2 separate regions of the Mus musculus genome follow, and region 1 is linked to region 2. Evidence: chromatin loops called from intact Hi-C (ENCODE). Cell type or tissue: heart. All regions are shown on one strand. Links, peaks and the distances in the headings refer to the core of each region. The heading gives the core; the rest is flanking DNA. Region 1 has its middle 1.5 kb from the start of Sox6. Region 2 overlaps Sox6 (SRY (sex determining region Y)-box 6).

What was found. A loop is a pair of places that touch in the nucleus more often than their neighbours do. Peaks named below come from ENCODE experiments on the same cell type or tissue, not always from the same donor. Only the 100,000 strongest peaks of a DNase experiment are listed, where the experiment ranks them.
Region 1: it touches region 2 in a loop (3-fold over the local background); 2 of 42 quality-filtered maps call a loop at or near these places.

The regions. Positions count from the first base shown.
Region 1 is chr7:116,038,746-116,041,662 of GRCm38, reverse strand. It overlaps a transcript of Sox6 not described here. Among named protein-coding and RNA genes, the nearest start is that of Sox6, 1.5 kb to the right of the region's middle. In heart, for the core only: a CTCF peak has its summit at 1,255 (motif pointing right); a DNase peak (open chromatin) is centred at 1,292; H3K4me3 peaks cover 1,881 bases; H3K27ac peaks cover 1,081 bases; H3K27me3 peaks cover 138 bases.
Region 2 is chr7:115,625,872-115,628,788 of GRCm38, reverse strand. The region is part of intron 7 of Sox6 (SRY (sex determining region Y)-box 6); the gene reads left to right. Among named protein-coding and RNA genes, the nearest start is that of Gm51455, 130 kb to the right of the region's middle. In heart, for the core only: no CTCF peak of the experiment used is centred there; no DNase peak of the experiment used is centred there; H3K27ac peaks cover 898 bases.

The DNA.
Region 1 (2,917 bases), core at 225-2,724, 410 kb before region 2:
GGTGTTTCTATGATTGGGATTCCCTGGGAAAATTCAGTACTGTATTCAATAGTACTCAGCTTTCCACATGAGCGAAGGCACTGTTGATTTGCTGGGCTGTGGCATAAATCAGGAGAGAGGTCTGGCTTCGAGGCTTGTTGCTTCTCCTTTCAGAGAAAACATTTCCTCTTGGCTATTAGCATCATATTGCTGTGGACCTATTTACAAATTTTCTTTCATTTATTTATTGCTGGCCAAATACTGGAGGCCACAGCTGGTGTCAGCCAGTCCTGGTTTAAGCTTTCATATAACTCAAAATAGTTCCCAAGTGTCCTTTTTCTTAAACAATTCTCCTTTTGTAAAACATCATATTTAAATAACATTTATGTACTCAAGCAGCAGTGAAAAATCTCAGAAGTGTTCTCAGGGCAGTTCTCTGAGGAGAACCTTTGGGATGGCTTTGTAAGATGCCTCCAAGTCTTGAAGGCAGTTGTCCAGGAATAACAAAGAACAACTGCAGTAGGTTGTTGCAAGATTCAACAAGAGGGCTCTTAAAAGCCTGATATACAAACTGCAAATATATCTGCAGAGCAGTGAGTGAAAATGAGCTTAAGACGATGGAAGCAGGTGATACAATTAATAGCACACTACTGTTTTGCCAAACCTATTCTTAAGGTGCCCAGAAGGCCTGAGTTTTTGGGAAGTGGGACACTTGAGACTCAGCTTTTGCAGCACATAGCTATGCTGTCTCAACGTTCCTCTCTTGTTTTCAGTTCTCATCTTAAGACCTCTGCTTATGACTGCTTGCATCTCTAAGTACCTTTGTCTCCCATCGAAGAGCAAGCAAAGGAACCCAAGGGAGGCCGAGGCCGCCCTGAGCCATGACCTCCGTCCTGTAGGAGCCGAGGCTGTGTCTTTCTCAAGGTATCTACCCGTTCCCTGCCTGGGTAGTTAGTGCTGAAAGTCCGGGTCTCGGATCTGTTCTCTAACCCCAGGTTTGTAGTCTAGTGAGAGAATGCACTGAGTACTGGCATTAGCTACTTTGCAGGTGTCGCTCTGCCATCTTCTGATCTGGGTTTCCCAGCAGTACGGCTTCCGGGACTCCTCTGCTCCAGGGGGACCTTCGTAGGCTTAAAACAAAAACAAAAACAAAAACAAAAACAAAAAACAAAAAACAAAACAAAACAAAAACTGTCCCGGAGGTCGTCCTGGCTGCCAGCTCTGCCTGCATGATGGGTCGTAGTGGCTTTGAGCCCAGCGCACTCTTGAGCTCCACCTCAAGGTGGCGACCGAGGCACGTAAACAAAGGCTGCACTGGCAGTTGGCACCCATGGGCTCCTCCACGAACTCCAGTTTCCCAGCGGCTCCTCCGAGAGCTGAATTGACTGTTAAAGGGGCCCTTGTAGATGGATCGTTGGGCCGGAATGTCAGCCGTGCGTTCGTGCGTGACTGAATGACTGAATGACTCTCTTTCTGTGTGTACACGCACGTGCGCGTAGCCTGCGCTTCTGTATCGCCGAAGCAGGCAGAAGCGCTTCTAGGATGGAAACTAGCCCCGTTTGGGACGCTGGAGCTTTCCTGGCGTCACCTGAGCCTGCAGTCCCCCCAACCCCCCTCCCGTCCCCTGTGATCTGGCTGGTCCGGGCTTCTGCCCACTGTGCGGCCTGAGTACCCTGGGTCAGTGAGCAACTGGCAGGACAGAGGGTTTGATTGCTGTGGCAAACAGCAGGTTTGCAGATCTCTGTTCAGTGACACCCACGATTTATGAGTGGCTCCGGTATATACAACTCTTTGCTGCGCTGGAGTCCTCTAGGGTGCGCGCAGGCCGACCCTAGGGGTAGGGGTAGTTGTGGGCGGAGAAGAGAGACACGGACAGTGAAAGAATAAGCATGCGGCAGTCATACAGTCTTACCTCAGGGACGAAGGACACGGTTCCTAGAACTGCGATCTGCACGGCCAGTGTGCAGCCCAGCTGTTTCTCCCGTAGGCGCTTCCCGCCTAACACCGCCTTCTGACTAACTTGGATAGGGCTTGAGCTGCCCCCTCCTTTTTTCCTCCCCTTCTTTTCCTTTCCAGACATCGCTTTAACTCAACCCAAGGCATATCCAGAAGTCAGTTCCGTATAGAGCTTCCATTCAGTCGTGGGGGGGGAAATCCGGTATACAGTTTCTTGTAGGCAGATGGAAGAACTAGATGGTTACAGGACTTTGGAGGGGTGCGTAGGAATGGCACGGGGTGTTGGTGGCAGCGAAAGACAGTTTCTTTGGGGTCTTCGCACTGCCGCAGGTAAGGCTCTCAGATTACAGCTGCCCTCCTGTAGAGTCACAGTTGTGGGCTAGCGGAGGGCGCTCTGCTGTTGAGAGGGGAGTGGAGGAGGGTGGAGTGGGAGAAATGGGCTCTGGACAGACTCCACCAGCACGCATTGTCTTGGTTGGTGTCTGTGCCGGGCGCTCAGCTGATGTCTTTGGGAGCTTTTGAACAAGGTAGACCCTCTAATACCCTCCCCCACTCTCTAGACAGTGTTTCAAAAGATGCGAATAGCTCTAAAATAAGTTTAATTTTTTGTCTGACTTCCCGTTCAAGATGTAAAAAGGATCAAATAAATGAAACTTTATTTGACTGTGGAGTTTATCCAGAGACTCAGCGACATCTCTGGTCTTTGGCCTTATTCTAATTCTATGGTAGTAATTACCCTTCGTTTCTTTAAGTGCGATAGATTTATTGCCTTAGAGACTATGCACAGTTTGATTGAATTATTCATTTTTTTCTTTGGTGTAGACTGCATCTGGGGACTCTGATGTGACGTGTAGATTTTTTTTTTCAGGAACAAAGGGAATGTGGAAATGAAAGAGAGAGGGAGAGAGAGGCTGGCAGATGTAATGAGACGCGGTGAAGGTGTACGCAGACGGGCACTCCCACGCCTCCTCCCTTCGGCTCT
Region 2 (2,917 bases), core at 153-2,652:
TGTTAAAAACATCAGTGGTGTCCCTCCGAACTGCATGTGATCTGGGTAGGTAAATCAGCAGAGTTGAGTAGTAGAGATGGAGTTGACTTTTGACAACTTATTATGTGATAAATAGTATTCATTCAACCCAGAGGATCTTGAGGCCACCTTTAAACTGCGGTGATGCTGGCTCTTTGCCAGATATATACAATGAAATTCTTTGACCTACATTAAAGGTGTTGCCTGAACTGTATCTAGCAACTGCAGTTAGCCATGTACGTGTTCATTACACTCTCAACTTCTTCATGTTGACCTCAGTGCCTTGTTTCCTAGAGGTGGTCTCCTCACTGTTGTAAGGTTAATTGCCATGAGGCCTGATTGTATAGGACTCAATTTTTTTGACTTCTATATTTGCTAAGTGCTTGTATGATAGTTATGATTTAAAGATTGCTTTGTTTATGATTCTGAAGATGATGAGAAATTCTGTATCTGATTTTATGTTATTTTTTCTTTTCTTCACCAAATATAAAAAAATGATAAATTTGGTGATATTCTCCCAAAGAAAATGTAAAAATATAAAATTTTAAACAGGAATTTTATCTCTGAATAATAAGCACATTAGGATGTATTAGGGTTTAAATGATTTATCATTGCTTCCTATAATATGTGTGGCCATGCTGGCAGGAAAGAATGCTGGGTTGATGATATGGAGAGGAGAGGTACTAAGGCAAAATTGACAAAACTACCCCAGAAGCTTCCTGAGGGGGAGGAACAGAAATGCAGTAAACAATCTCACGTGTATGTGGCAGAACGTACAGTTGCCACATGCAAGGGAATGCTTCTACCGATAAAAGAAGCAAAGGTGACGGGGTTATTGTCAGAAGATGCAAAGTTAGTTCAGAAGACTGAAAAGAGTGAGTTACAAAGCAATGGGTTGAAATGGAATGTCCAGACAGAAGTGACCATGGTACAGGCAGTTACTCAGTGGCTGCAGGACTGAGAGAAAAAGCTGGTGTGACACACTTAGCTGTTGCTTAATCACACTCGTTAGCCTCCATTGTCAGCTCCAAAAGGCAACTATTCCTTGTGTTTATACCCAGAATGCTAGTCACTGAAACCCAGAACTTCTCAAAATAGGCTGCCTGCAGAACCTTGTATGGATCACCTTGTTTGTTTCTGTAAAAGATGCAAAGAACACCTTGTATCAGAGAAAGGTTCCCACCCCCATTTGTGTGTTATGAAAAGAGGCACTATTTACTATAAGATCAAAAAGTATTAATTAGCTGCCTTTGGTTTAAATAAAATTGATTGTTAAGGCAGAAAATAGAGGATAATATGAGTTCTATTCTGCCGTAGCCTCCCAATAAAAGATGCAGTGACCCAACTCATTAGCCCTTTGATTTAATATATTGACACTTGGGTTCGAATAATTCCGTTTAGTGGCTTTTGCTTCCCAGGGATCAATTTAATTAGTTATAAAATGTGACTTCTTGTCAGGAGCTAGAAGAAATGCTGACGTTAAATAAAGTCATACGCAATTTAAACAATAAAGCTATCGATGCCTGGTTAAAAGTTAATGATGCAAGAAAAATGGCTTAATAGAGACAACCTCAGCATTGCAAGTGATGCTAGGAAAATTAAGCTAAGTGGATGAATGAGGAATGGTGATGTTGTTGAATTGTTAAAACAAATTCGGAGCTGCTCTGATGGCTCGGCAAGGTTGTCAGTGGTTATCTTTCAGCAGAGGAGACAGGACTAATGTATGTTCCTTGTCACTAGGACTTGAGCACCAGGTCAGTGTGCTGCTTTGGTCCAGGTTTGGGGTCTGTAAGTTAGCAAACTCTCATACTTCATGAGTGGCTCCAGCAGGCTGGTCATCGTCATCCCTGGACCTCAGTGAGGTCTTCTCTCAGTGCTCTTGTGACTGGGCCTCTCTGCAGAGTGCTACAGGCATTCCTAGCCCCAGGCCTTTCCTGAGAAATATTGAAGCTGAACTCTAGTTCTAGACTGTGGCCTGGTATGCTTTCTCCCCCTGGAGAGGTATCTCCTCCTTCTGCAGGGAGGCTGATGACCACATAGCTCTTCCCATTCAGAGATATACATAGCTCTCATCAGGATTATTTGATGCCACCAACTTCTCTGATGCTCTGGCTTTAACCGTGGCTTGAATGATTTTTCTGTGAGTGTCTCTAGCCACAGCAGACTTAAATTAAGTAGTAAGTGAACTGACCCAGTGTTAAGCGACTAGATAGTTTCTGAAATGCTTTCTGACTTCCTTAATTCAGTCATAGATTCAAACTTAACTGCTTAGTCCATGAAATCAACTGCTTTCAGAGCAGTCAAAACAACCAGTAGGCTGGCTAAATATACCCTGTGTCCTCTGGTATGTATACACACACCCACAATTAACTATCTTTAGGCTTGCCTGCTACCTTAACACTAGTTAGCTAAACAAAAGATAACCAACTTTTATTGTCAGACAAAATGTATATCTCATTCTCTCAACTGTTGCATTTCCAAGCCATTTGCTCACTATGTAAAAACAAGGCACATGTTGAACAGTTTTCAAACACTTCCTCTAGTCACAGGGTTGGCGTATGTGTGCTGTGCTAAACTCTTAGAAACAGCCACAGAAGCCTGCAGTCTGCCCCCAGTTTATTGCCAGGCGCCTTCAGTGGTTGCTGGGTGGGAATTCAAGAGCAGGGAGCTGCGTTCCAGAAAGGAAGATGAGGTGGGATTGATGGCCTTCCATCTGCTCTCTAACACCTTCCTGCACACCTTGCCGTGGAGCAAGACTCCTCCATTGCTTTCCTGGAGTGTACTAAGAGGGTTCAAGATTGAAGATCCTGGGTAGAAGCTTACTCTTGGAAATTTGTTTATTCTTTCTGCTGATTCAGCTGCCAAGGAAATTACTGTAGCATCGACAGTGGACCATCAA